Regions from separate parts of the Homo sapiens genome. Here region 2 is linked to region 1. Evidence: chromatin contacts called from ENCODE Hi-C or POLR2A ChIA-PET data. All regions are on one chromosome and are shown on one strand. The core of a region is the stretch at or near the end of the contact, and the rest is flanking DNA. Distances in the headings are between cores, read along the strand shown. Region 1 overlaps ITSN2 (intersectin 2). Region 2 holds the start of CENPO (centromere protein O).

Region 1 (6,413 bases), core at 2,149-4,648:
TATGCATACAAAATTCAGGATAGTGGTTACCTCTTGTGGAAGCATGGGGATAAGTCAAGGAACACGGATAGATTCAAGGCATTTAGTAGTAATCTAGTTCTTAAGATGGGTGGTAGGTTCACGGGTGACCTATTATACTTCTTAGCTTACATATATACTTTGTATTTTTACATGTATTTCATATTACATAACTAAGATTTTCTGTAATTTTATCAAATTGCATGAAACAAGGTATGCTTTTTTGACACTTTTTTTTTTTTACATTTTAATGTCTCTAAAATTAGGATGTGTGCTACAATTAGTGATGTCTTAGCACTGTGTCATAGTTTTATTAGCAGTGCTTTCTTTCTTATTCATAAAATAATAGTATGTCTTATAGCCAGTGGAATTTTAGATTCTGTGAAATATGGTATTGAACCATACTGGAGATTAATATAAAGTCATAATTCCTATTCTTTGAAAAAATTAACTTCTTTGTACCCTACATTTTGCATTTAAAAAGTTAATTTTGGCCAGGTGCGGTGGCTCACGCCTGTAATCCCAGCACTTTGGGAGGCTGGGGCAGACAGATCATGAGGTCAAGAGATCGAGACCATCCTGGCCAACATGGTGAAACCCCGTCTCTACTAAAAATACAAAAATTAGCTGGGCATGGTGGTGCACACCTGTAGTCCCAGCTACTCTGGAGGCTGAGGCAGGAGAATTGCTTGAACCTAGGAGGCGGAGGTTGCAGTGAGCCGAGATTGCGCCAGTGCACTCCAGCCTGGCAACAGAACGAGACTCTGTCTCAAAAAAAAAAAAAAAGTTTATCTTTGCTAGGCATAGCGGCATGTGCCTATAGTCCCAACTACTTGGGAGGATGTGGCAAGAGGATTGCTTGAGCCCAAGAGTCCAGCCTGGGCAACATAGTGAGACCCCATCTCTCTAATAAAAAGAAGTTATTTGTTTTCAACTGAACAAAAGTTGATGAAAAAGACATTTACAAAAATGTTCACAACCTAAATGTTCATCGACAGGAGAATAGATAAATGACAGTATATTTACATAACAGAATACTTTAAAGCGATAAAACCAAATGAACTGCTGATACCTGCAACAACATGAATGACTTTCACAGGTATGGTATTGAATGAAAGCAGCCCAAAAGGACCATACCATTTAACCCATTTATATGAGGCTGAAGAACAGGAAACCTAATTAATGGTGATAGAAATCAGAATAATGTGGTTACTGTGTGGGGAAGGGGCCATGTGCAAACCTTCTGAGTTGCTGGAAACATTCTGCATCTTGATACAGGTGTGTATGTGCATACCTGTGTAAAAATTCATTAGGCAGGCCGGGTGCAGTGGCTCACACCTGTAATTCCAACATTTTGGGAGGCTGAGGCGGGCGGATCACTTGAGGTCAGGAGTTTGAGACCAGCCTGGTCAACATGGTGAAACCCCATCGCTACTAAAAATATAAAAATTAACCAGGCGTGGTGGTGGACGCCTGTAATCCTAGCTACTCTGGAGTCTGAGGCAACAGAATTATTTGTGCCTGGGAGGCAGAGGTTGCAGTGAGCTGAGATCATGCCACTGCACTCCAGCCTGGGTGACAGAACTAGACTACGTCTCAAAAAAGAAAAAATTATTAGGCAGCACACTTAAGAGTAGTACGCTTTGTATAAGTACTGTAACTATAACAGTATAAACAGAGGTGATTTTGCATTGGAATATGAAGGGCAGTGAATGGGGAGCCAACTGTGGGGAAGTGATCCCTAATGTTACTTCATTAGTATATGTCACATTGTACGAAGGTTGTGTATTATGGTGTTTTTTAGGGAATGTCATTATTATTCTGAGACCTACAAGGGTAAAGCTATATATCTGTAGGTAAAGACAAGGTTTTCTATAAAAAGAGTAGTTGCTGCTGGTGTCCTTAAGCTGAGCATGAGCCCCAAGAACATGAGGATGAGGCTAACCTGGACTTATATGTTTGTTTTGTTCAATAAGTGTAGGAGTTGGTGATCCTTTTTTTTTTTTTTTTTTTTTTTTTGAGACAGAGTCTTGCTCTGTTGCCCAGGCTGGAGTGCAGTGGTGCGATCTTGGCCCACTGCAGCCTCTGCCTCCCCGGGTTCCAGCGATTCTCCTGCCTCCTACAGGCACACGCCACCACGCCCAGCTAATTTTTCTTAGTAGAGACAGGTTTTGCCATGTTGGCCAGGCTGGTCTCGAACTCCCAACCTCAGGTGATCCGCCCGCCTTGGTCTCCCAAAGTTCTGGGATTACAGACGTGAGCTACCGCGCCTGTCCACTGGTCTGTTTTTCCCTTTTTTACTTCTCTTCTCCTCCCCCTAAACATAGTTTTTAAAAATTTATTTAGATCAAGTCATTGATGTAACTGTTTCCTGAATCACATACTTTCTGGGCACTCTCTTAGGCACAGGAATACAGACAGGGGCAAGACATGGTTCATATCTTTGAAGAGCCCATATAATGAAGAGCTCATGTAATCAAGGTGTTTGGTTACTTGTTTAAAAGTGCTGTGATTAATATAGATGAGAAAGTGACTAACTCCAAGGATATAAGAGAGAATGTTTCACAGAAGAAAAGAGATTAGAGCCAGATTTCAGAGGATAGACTACAAAGTAAAGAATTGAGGGTCTGGCATTCTAAGCAGAGGATATAGGATATCCAGAGGCTTGGCCGACTAAGAGTGTACATACATGTTCAAATGAGTTTTACTTAGTAAGTAAGATACTCTGTTGGCTCTCTATGGCCCTTTGTATTACTCAGACTTTGCCTCACACATATAAAGCCCTCCACGAGTATGATTTTTAACCATTTACATTCCTCCTCCTTCTCTCTTCTGTTTGCTCTATTGCCTGATGCTAAGGGATCTTCTTTCAGTCCAAAAGGATCTTTTTTCGGTCCAAAAGCTGAAATAGTAGTTTTGAACTTTTTTTCAGGTTTGAAATAGCCTTCCATCTCTCTTATTTAGAAGAATCTTCCTTTTAACACAAAGACCTCCTCAAATCAAATTTCCTAAGTGAAATCTGAGGAGTAATTAATAGGGCGAGGCTGTGAGTTTAATTTCCAGTGTTTTTATGTGATTTATGTTAAATGTCCAGATTAAAAAAATAGAATGAAAATATTTTAAAAGTTATAAAATATAAACATTTAGCTGCATGTTGTAATACATGGTTGCTTTGATTATCAAGTCCTATGTTGAAAGCCTAGTGGGACAATAAATCTAGCTGCATTTGGCTGGCTTTTGTTGTAGTTGGAGCTGTTGCTGAGGCAGTGTTGGCAGATGTAATCTCTTGTGTAAGAGTTGTTTTGGACAGGCCTTGACTCAGGCTGAACCCAGAGTAGCGCCTGACTCTTCTGCTACTCACGGCTCAGTCACGTAGGAGTGGGAAGTGCTGCACCTGCTGGGAGTACAAGAGGGCCCACAGTCTTGGCCTCTGATACTCTGTGTGCCTGATATCTTGTTCTTTCACGTTAGCCACTTGTGTGTATTATTATCTTGCTGAAAAGACAGGGGACAGCACTTGATACTGCTAATTCTAGATTTAAAATTCCTTGGGGCAGTGACTGGGTTTAATTGCTACTGAATGCTTAGCACCTAGCACGTGGTAAAAACATTTTGATGTTAAAAGTTCCCAGGATACCCTGGTAGCATTGTTATTTTACAGATACAGCTAATTTGTTATGCATAACTTTAAAGATGCTAAAGAATTCCTTTATGATTTTCCCCACTTAATCAGGTTTTCAAGCTAGAAATGCCCTTCTTCAGTCAAATCTTTCTCAAACTCAGCTGGCTACTATTTGGTAAGTTTGTCCCTTAATTACATTTGATTAATTTAACTATGCATTAATTAATTAAACTCTCTCTCCCCTATTACAAGAAAGATACTGTTTCTGTAAAAGTTTGTGACTCAGAGATGCTCTATAAAAGCAGCCATTTGAAAGTTAGTATTAAGCTTGGAGGCAAATGTAATTGTGCAGAATGTTGTTGTACCCTTAAGCTACACCAAATTTACAAAAAATATTTTCTTCAACAATAGATTAATCTTGGCATACAATAACTTTTTAACTTTGTAAACCTTTTAATTTTTTAAAACTTTTTGACTCTTGTAATAACACTTAGCTTAAAACACAAACACATTGTACAGAAAGATATTTATATCCTATTCTTTAAGCTCTTTCTTGTTTTTAAAATTTATTTTTACTATTTAAACTTTCGGTAAAAACTGAGACACAAAGACACCCATTAGCTTAGGCCTGTAGAGGGTCAAGATCATCAGTATCACTATCTTCTACCTCCACATCTTGTCTCACTGGAAGGTGTTCGGGGCAATAACACGCATGGAGCCATTGTCTCCTATGATAACAATGCCTTCTGGAATTTCTCCTGACTGACCTGCCTGAGGCTGTCTTACAGTTAACTTTTTTTTTTCTGTAAGTAGAAGGAGTATACTCTAAAATAACAATAAAAATAAAGTATAGTAAATACATAATCCAGTAATATATTAACAGATGTTTATTGTTATTGAGTGTATGTACTGTAGATAATTGTATATGCTGTACTTTTCTACAGCTGGCAGTGCAGTATGTTTGTTCAGACTAGCATCACCACAGACACATAGGTAATGCGTTGCTTTATGACAGCTACAGTGTCCTTAGGTGGTAGGAATTTTTCAGCTCCATTATAATCTTATGGGACCACCATTATAAATGCAGTCCATTGTTGACTGATATGTCATTATGCAGTTCATGACTATATTTTACTAGAAAAACTGTTGTTTTCTTTCATCTAATCCCTTCTATGGAGAATCAGAGAATATCTTGTTTTTAATATAGGTAAATGTGATTTGGTAGGTGAATTAACCATGGAGTAAGACAAGCCACTTTCTCAGAAGGGGTAGTTACTTCTCTTTCTGTTTCAAAGTTTCTTCCCTCTCTTTTATGTCTTGAAAATCAACGGTAAAAAATTAATTCACTATTGAAGTACATACTTACATACTTACATTCAATAGTGAGTTACGTAAATGTACGTATTTACATTTCACTAAAATAAGTGTACCCAGCAGTTTTACCATCATTATCCTTCTTTTAAAAATAAAAAATTGGCCGGGCCCAGGTGGCTCACGCCTGTAATCTCAGCACTTTGGGAGGCTGAGGCGGGCGGATCACGAGGTCAGGAGATCGAGACCATCCTGGCTAACACGGTGAAACCCCGTCTCTACTAAAAATACAAAAAATTAGCCAGGCGTGGTGGCGGGCGCCTGTAGTCCCAGCTACTCGGGAGACTGAGGCAGGAGAATGGCGTGAACCCGGGAGGCGGAGCTTGCAGTGAGCTGAGATCGCGCCACTGCACTCCAGGTTGAGCGACAGAGCTAGACTCCATCTCAAATAAATAAATAAATAAATAAATAAATAAAAGTAAAATAAAAATTGAACTTTTAAGGCAATATTTTACTCCAAATAGACTTTATTAAGTTGTGAATTTTAACATTTTCTTTAGGACTCTGGCTGACGTTGATGGTGATGGACAGCTAAAAGCAGAAGAGTTTATTCTTGCAATGCACCTTACTGACATGGCCAAAGCTGGACAGCCATTACCACTGACTTTACCTCCTGAGCTTGTTCCTCCATCTTTCAGGTGAGTGTGCCTGGAGGTGGAGAACTATGGTTTTGATAACTTGGCAGATGTGATTTAGAAGAGAGTTAAATATTTGCACTGCCATTGATTTTAGTATTCAACAAGTTATACTTGAAAAGGGTACATATTAGAAGTAGGTGTGGGCCAGGCGTGGCAGCTTACGCCTGTAATCATAACACTGGGAGCCAAGGTGGGAGGATCACATGAGGCCGGGAGTTCAGGACCAGCGTGGACAACATAGTGAGACCCCGTATCTACAAAAATAAAAATAATTAGCCAGGTGTGGTGGTGTGCGCCTGTAGTCCTAGGTACTCTGGAAGCTGGGGCAGGAGGATCACTGGAGCATAGAAGTTCAAGGCTACAGTAAGTTGTGATTATGCCACAGCACTCTAGCCTGGGCAGCAGAGCAAGACCCTGCCTCAAAAAAAAAAAAAAAAAGAAGTGGATGTGTTTTCATTATGTTATACATAAGGAGGCTAATGACTAAAGAGATAAAGAAAAACTTGCCCAAGAACCAAAATTAGCTGAACTGTGATTTGAATCCAGATTTCTCTGTCTTGAATATCCATATACTACTGTATTTTGTAACGACATACCAAACTGTTTTAAATATCTTTAATACTGTATTCCCAATATCAAATTGCCATAATCACTGGTAGTCTGTGTAATCTAGTCTGAAAATGTCCAGACTACATGATGCTAACTTTGTTGTTTGATTTTTTTAGAGGAGGAAAGCAAATTGATTCCATTAATGGAACTCTGCC
Region 2 (6,413 bases), core at 1,757-4,256, 490 kb before region 1:
GTTCACCCATGGATCCCTTAACCCTAGCACAAAGTGTTTACACATGGTAAACACTCCGGAAATGGTTATTTTTTTCTGAGACGAAATCTCACTCTGTTGCCCAAGCTGGAGTGCAGTGGCGCGATCTCAGCTCACTGCAACCTCTACCTCCCAGGTTCAAGCAATTCTCCTGCTTCAGCCTCCCAATTAGCTGGGACTACAGGCATGCACCACGATGCCCGGCTAATTTTTGTATTTTTAGTAGAGATGGGGTTTCACTATGTTAGCCAGACTGGTCTTGAACTCCTGACCTTGTGATCCACCCGCTTTGGCCTCCCAAAGTGCTGGGATTACAGGTGTGAGCCACCGCGCCCGGCCAACACTCCGGAAATGTTTACCGAAACACGGACAACCAGGCATGACACTCTTGGAGATTACATTCACTTGGCTCATGTCCACAGAAAAACCCACATTACCGCAATAATAATCGTGAGAAACCAAAATTCTAATTAAATAAATTAGTCCTAATAATTAGCACGTGATTAACTGCTTTATTCACCAATCTCTATTTATCCAACAACTATGCATTGAGAATTTACTATGGACCAAGGACCGTGCTGGAAGTTATTCATACTGTGGTGGCAAAACGAAGTCCCTGTCCTCACGGAGCTTACAAAAATTAATGTCCAACCAGGAGGTGATCTGAAAAGCACGCACACATAGAATAATTTAGGGTGGTAGAGGAGACGCCTCACCAAATTCTACTTTATGGAAATTCTATATTACTAAAACAGTAGATATCAATATTCCCAAAGTTTCTGAGATAAGTAGGTGTTCAAAACAGTATCATGCTGCTCCTTCTCTAGGCACTTCCACACAGCCCTCTTCTCAGGCTCTCAAACCTGCCCAGCTTCTTTACCGACCTGATTCCCTCTACACCAAGGGGGTAGCGTTGTTGTTTAGCGTTGCTACTACAGAAAAGAGGGAGTGTATCTGCTGGGCCTGCTTTACCTTGGAAGTTATGATTGCATCTCATCCTAGCCAGTCAGCTTTGTCCCAAAAAAAGTCAAAATCCCTGCCTATTTGAATAAATCATCTGGTTGCAACTACAACTCCATGTCCTTCCTTCTCAAATGAGTGGGGAGAATTCAAATAATAAGCAAAAAACTGAAATCAAACAAGCAGAGGGATAAAACCAGTATGGGTAACAGCTAAGTGTTTAAATATTGTTTTGGGTAGAGAATAAGGAGACTGGTCTAAGTCTCTTGATAATCCAAAACTTCCACCTCATCACTTACTTTAACAGAAATGAAATAAGGCCTGGACTAGAGAACAGGTTACTCCTGAGTGTAGCATGTTTCCACTACATAAAGTCACCAAACTTATTTTTAGTCTTAAAGTAACAATAAATCTTACCCCATATACTTTTATTATCTAAAGTCTCAGCTTAAGTCATCTTAGGCTGAATATAGTTACTTCTCTGTTATCAATGATAATGATGACCCAGAGAAAAATAGGATAACCAAATTCACTGACGCGCTCAGAAATTCTTTTTAAAACTGTAATTTAAGTTAGGTTTTATGGCAAGCTTTCCCAAAGTACTAACGTAGAACCCTTTGGATTTAGGCATCAGGCTTGAGTAAGTATTTCAAAGTTCTAAAAAGTATTAGTAGCAAAGAACATAAAGTCACACAAAACCAGAACTGTCCACAAATATTACTAGGCACTAAAGAAGAAAGCAACTTACTCCTGGACAGAAATTCAAACGCAAATCTCAGTTTCCAAAGGATTGACTAAGGACTAAGTAAAAGTAATAGTTTCGTAATTCTAAGCAACTCTAACAAGCATTCTTTAAACACCTTCTACATTTTAAGACACAAAGTATGTAAAGAATTAAGCCTTTCATTGAATATTTCCTATATATTAGACATGTGCTAAATGCTTCACTTGAAAAGTCTGAGTTCAATACTTTTCCACCACAAAAGAAATACTTTTTCCACAACCACAACTACAGTGCTATTTTCACCTCCATTTTCCAGATGAAGAAACAGAGGCAGAGAATAAAGTGACTTGCCTAAGGTCACAATATTTATCATGGCAGAGCCAACACTCAAAACCAGTTCTAGCCAACACTAAAGTCACTGCCCTACACTGGCCCTCCCTCAAGAGTAATGCATACATGGCCCAAAAAATCCGGGGAGAGGAAAGGGACCTCCCTGGCTAGAACCGCAGTTCAGAATATAAACACTGAGCATATGATGGATGCAACTTATCCGTTTCAAAAGGGGTGGGAGCCTAGAAACGAAGCCATTTTTCCTCCTCGAATAATCTTGGCTGCCTGTCCCTTTGTCTTCAATGTTAGTTCCTTTCACTATTCTGCTCCCAAACAGGCCAGGTCCCACGTCAGTTCCAGGAGGAAAGGGCTCTCTCAGCCTGCGGGTCATCTTTGGGCAGCAGCAGGAAGGAGGCGGCGACCCTCTGAATACCTCCTTTGGACTCGCCATCTGGACGTAAAGGGTTCGCCTGCTCCATCTCAGATTCCCAAGGGCCTTCCCATGAAGTTGTCTAGGCAACCGGTGATAGGGACTCCAATGTCCTTGCTAATAAAAGAAAAATGGCAACAGTCACATCACATCTAGTCCCATTCAAACCCAGACGGCAGGGCACACACCACTCAGGCACAACCCCTGGGCCGCGGATGACACAAATGTCACGGCTAGGATCCCCTTTCCTGAGCCGCCCGCCCTCTCCCATCGTCCGAGCCAGCAGAGTCCATGCCCACCCCCGCGCCCATCCCGCGGCCCCGGCGCGCTCCCGAGGCCACGGCTACTCTGGTCCAGCGGGCTTCCCGGCCACGGAAGGAGTTTTAAGAAGGCCGTTCAGCCCGCCACCCTGGCCACGGTCCGGTCCGACAATGGGTCTTTCCCCTACCTTCTCCCTTCTAGCTCACCCAGGCCAGAAGCGAGAATTCCCGCCATCCACGTCTTCAAAACCAAACCAACCGGTCCCGGCGTGCTTTGCGATCCTGCCGTACAAAAGCATGGCGGCGCTCAGGGCCCCGCCCTGATCCCAAGATGCACCGGGGAGTAGGTCCGGCCTTTCGGGTGGTCAGGAAGATGGCGGCCTCTGGGGCGGAGCCGCAGGTCCTGGTACAATACTTGGTGTTACGAAAGGATCTATCACAAGCTCCGTTCTCCTGGCCGGCGGGCGCACTGGTAGCGCAGGCTTGTCACGCGGCCACCGCGGCCTTGCACACTCACCGCGACCACCCGCACACAGCCGCTTACCTCCAAGAGCTGGGGCGCATGCGCAAAGTGGTCCTCGAGGTGAGGCACTCGGGCGGAGGGGGAGGTGCTGAGACATCGAGGGCGGAAGTGGGTGTGGTCTTCGGTCCGAAGGCCTGGCTGCGGGGAGTGGGTGCGGCGGGAGTTGGGGTGATCGTTAACATTTAGACTGGAGCTGTTTCCCTGGAGGTGCGCCCTTGGGAAGGGCCTGACTGTGTGAAGAGTGGACAGCAGTCCTCCGCCCCCTGCTGGGCTCGCGGTAAAGTGGTGGCTCCTGTGTCCCCGCTGTTCCGCCTGTGCACTGGCCGACTTTTTAAAGCCATGCCCCAAAGTGCTGTCCTCCTGCAAAACCGAGCCCGAAGGGACAGTGCAAAGTGAAGTCAAACTGAGTATTTACCTGGGTAGGACGCCAAATTATTTGAAAATAAATACTAAAAACGTTAGTATAAATTGAACCTAGCTTCAGCTAGACCAGGCACCAGGTGTGTAAATCGGTACACCTTTTAAAATAGCAGTCAGGTTCTGTTTGCAGATGACCAAACAAATCTCACCCTTACCCTTTGACTCTCTATCCTGCTGCTAGAGATGTAGCCTAAGAAAATAATCAGATGCACCCAAAGAGCTTTGCACAAGGATATTCATGGGAGCCCTTATGGTTTTGAAGCATATTTAGTGGTCGGGAAGAGTGCTCATGATGCGAAGCTAACTGAACTATATATACAGAATGATCCAGACTTTGAAAGGAAAAACTAAAGAAATACATCTACATATTAAGTAGTGCATGGTGAGATTTTGGTTATTTCCTAATGCTTAATCTGTATTTTTAAAATTTTCTACCTTAAGCACATATTTTATAATAAGGAAAAACGGCTTTAATAATAAACGGCTTTTTATAATAAGGAAAAACGGCTTTAAGCCAGAACTCAGGTGGAGGGGTGGAGTAATCCCTTCATGGGTAACTGACAAAGATAGATTATCTTTCAAGAGAAAAATTGCTGCTGGATAGTGAAACATCAAGCGGTAACCTGTAGGAAAAATGCCTTGAGAATCTGTGTAGGCAGAACAGAAGCTGCTGGCTTTTCACTTAGATTTTCTTCCTAGTAAGAGGTCTCAAGAAATCAGGTTAGACTCCTCTTGTCGCAGGTGAAACTCTCTGAAGCCTACAGGGATTAAGTGACTCCCCTGAGTTTAAAAGAGGGTCTCATGATTCTTAGTTGTTAGTCATGACTCAAGAAAGGGACTTAGGAGTCGCTACTGATTACATTGAGGTGCCGCTGTAGTCAGAAGGGCCAATAAAATATAAGAAAATACCAGGATTAACTACATTTATTGAGTGCTTAGTGTGTGCCAGGCACAGGTCCAAGCCTGATTTCATTGATCCCCATTAGGAAGCATTATTCCTGTTTTATAAAGGGACGAAGAGGCCAGCGAAGTCACCTAACTTATCCACGATCACACAGTCAGCAAGAGTTTGGAGTCCAGTAGTCTGATTCCAGAGCCTCACTGTATCTCACTATGCTCTGCTGCTGCCCGAGGCTGAAGAAGCTGATGAGTCCTCCAGCAGAGCTCTGCCAGAAGGACTCAGCAGGTTAAGAGTCGCAATACTGGCATTCTCTAATTTATTAAAACAAGCCTCTGAGTAGCTTAGTGGCTTCTGCCTTCATAGGTAAGAGATAAACTTTATGCAAAATAACACAAAAATAATAATTTTCTGAGTGATCGTTTTAATACTTCCTGGAATGGGATTCAGCATGGGTGAATTGGCAGTAAGGATGACCCAGAAACAATTTCAGAAGGATGTTAGAGAATATTGTACTCTCCCTTTAATAAACAAGTGGGAGCCATCCCAGCAGAAGGAAAACCCCTCTAGGTTTCAGTGAGGTAGAGTGGGAGGGGTGGAGGAAAGTGGAAGTGGATGTGCTTTTAGAAATCCTTCCACTAGGGGCCGGGCATGGTGGCTCACTCCTGTAATCCTAGCACTTTGGGAGGCTTAGGTGGGTGGATTGCTTGAGGTCAGGAGCTCCAGACCAGCCTGGGCAACATGGTGAAACCCCGTCTCTACTAAAAATACAAAAATTAGCCAGGTGTAGTGGTGTGCGCCTGTAATCCCAGCTACTCGGGAGGCTGAGGCAGGAGAATTGCTTGAACTCGGGAGCCAGAGACTGCAGTGAGCTGATAATCGTGCCACTGCACTCTAGCCCAGGCGACAGAGCAAGACTCTGTCTCAAAAGAAAAAAAAAAAAAAACTTCCACTAGGCAGCTCTTAAAGTCAGAGGCACTTAAAATTATGGGCGCCAGCCATAGGAGAGCTGGAAAATGTATAGAGCAGAATTACACATTACACATGTGTGTGTTGGGCATACAACATCTCACAAGGGAAGATACAAATCTCCATTTTCTAAACTGGAATATGAAGCCTCTCTCCCCTCCCCAGTGCACCACGGAATGACATCATTGCTCTGCAGCTCCCTCCTTGGTAAAGCTGTTACTCCACTTTCAGGCAAGAGGACTCCCGAAACCTTTTTTGGCCTTTTGACACTTCCTAAGTGGGCTATTCAGTTTGTGTTCTGTGTTCTTCTCCTTTAGGCCCCAGATGAGACCACCCTAAAGGAGCTGGCCGAGACCCTGCAACAGAAGAACATTGACCACATGCTGTGGCTTGAGCAACCAGAGAATATCGCCACTTGTATTGCTCTCCGGCCCTACCCCAAGGAAGAAGTGGGCCAGTATTTGAAGAAGTTCCGATTGTTCAAGTAACTGCTGCTTTGATGTGTTTGAATACGCAGGCCACCCATTCCAAAGCATCATGTGTTCCTTGCAGTGTCAGCTTGCTCCCGTCTTTCAGTTGTGACAATTTCTTGAGGGTTAAGCACATGTTCATATTAAAGTTGTCATTAATAACTACTTCCTCTTATTAATAAGTTCAAGTGGGGAAGGTGGGAGAGCAGTATTGTCTGGGGATCATTGCTCAAATAGAAGATTTGGTTAGACTCTCCTGTGGGGCTCAAGGAAACTCCCTTCCAGTCACTCGGGTTTGAAACTTTGCTTTTGAATTCCTTCTTATTCACATCCAGTTATCATATTTCATTGAATCTAAGATAACATCAACTTTAAGATGCGGTAGTATTTTATGTATTGTTAAAAAATATG

The links. A loop is a pair of places that touch in the nucleus more often than their neighbours do. ChIA-PET counts read pairs that join two places held with the same protein, here RNA polymerase II (POLR2A). Pooled maps may share reads with other maps.
Region 2: a loop to region 1 is called in a pooled map, with 3 times the contacts of the local background. The contact joins the promoter of CENPO here to the enhancer-like site in region 1. A Hi-C loop is called at or near these places in 5 of 50 pooled maps. POLR2A ChIA-PET finds 5 or more read pairs at or near these places in 2 of 52 experiments (GM10248 and T-cell).

Annotation. Positions count from the first base shown.
Region 1 is chr2:24,301,201-24,307,613 of GRCh38, reverse strand. ITSN2 (intersectin 2) reads left to right here. Exons shown (of 40, transcript NM_006277.3): 9 at 3,752-3,815; 10 at 5,512-5,649; 11 at 6,375-6,413. Among named protein-coding and RNA genes, the nearest start is that of ITSN2, 56 kb to the left of the region's middle. Within about 2 kb of position 3,398, at least 14 of the 41 ENCODE cell types and tissues checked have a DNase peak (open chromatin) inside an H3K27ac peak, as active enhancers do.
Region 2 is chr2:24,790,018-24,796,430 of GRCh38, reverse strand. CENPO (centromere protein O) reads right to left here and starts at 3,006. Exons shown (of 8, transcript NM_001322101.2): 1 at 2,930-3,006; 2 at 2,466-2,579. The coding sequence starts at 2,511. PTRHD1 (peptidyl-tRNA hydrolase domain containing 1) reads left to right here and starts at 3,040. Exons shown (of 2, transcript NM_001013663.2): 1 at 3,040-3,305; 2 at 5,850-6,413. The coding sequence starts at 3,054. The coding sequence ends at 6,020. It overlaps LOC105369164 (a long non-coding RNA gene), which reads left to right and starts at 3,356. Exons shown (of 3, transcript XR_939843.4): 1 at 3,356-3,664; 2 at 3,847-4,047; 3 at 4,652-5,839. RefSeq lists an enhancer at 2,950-3,379 and a silencer at 5,141-5,220.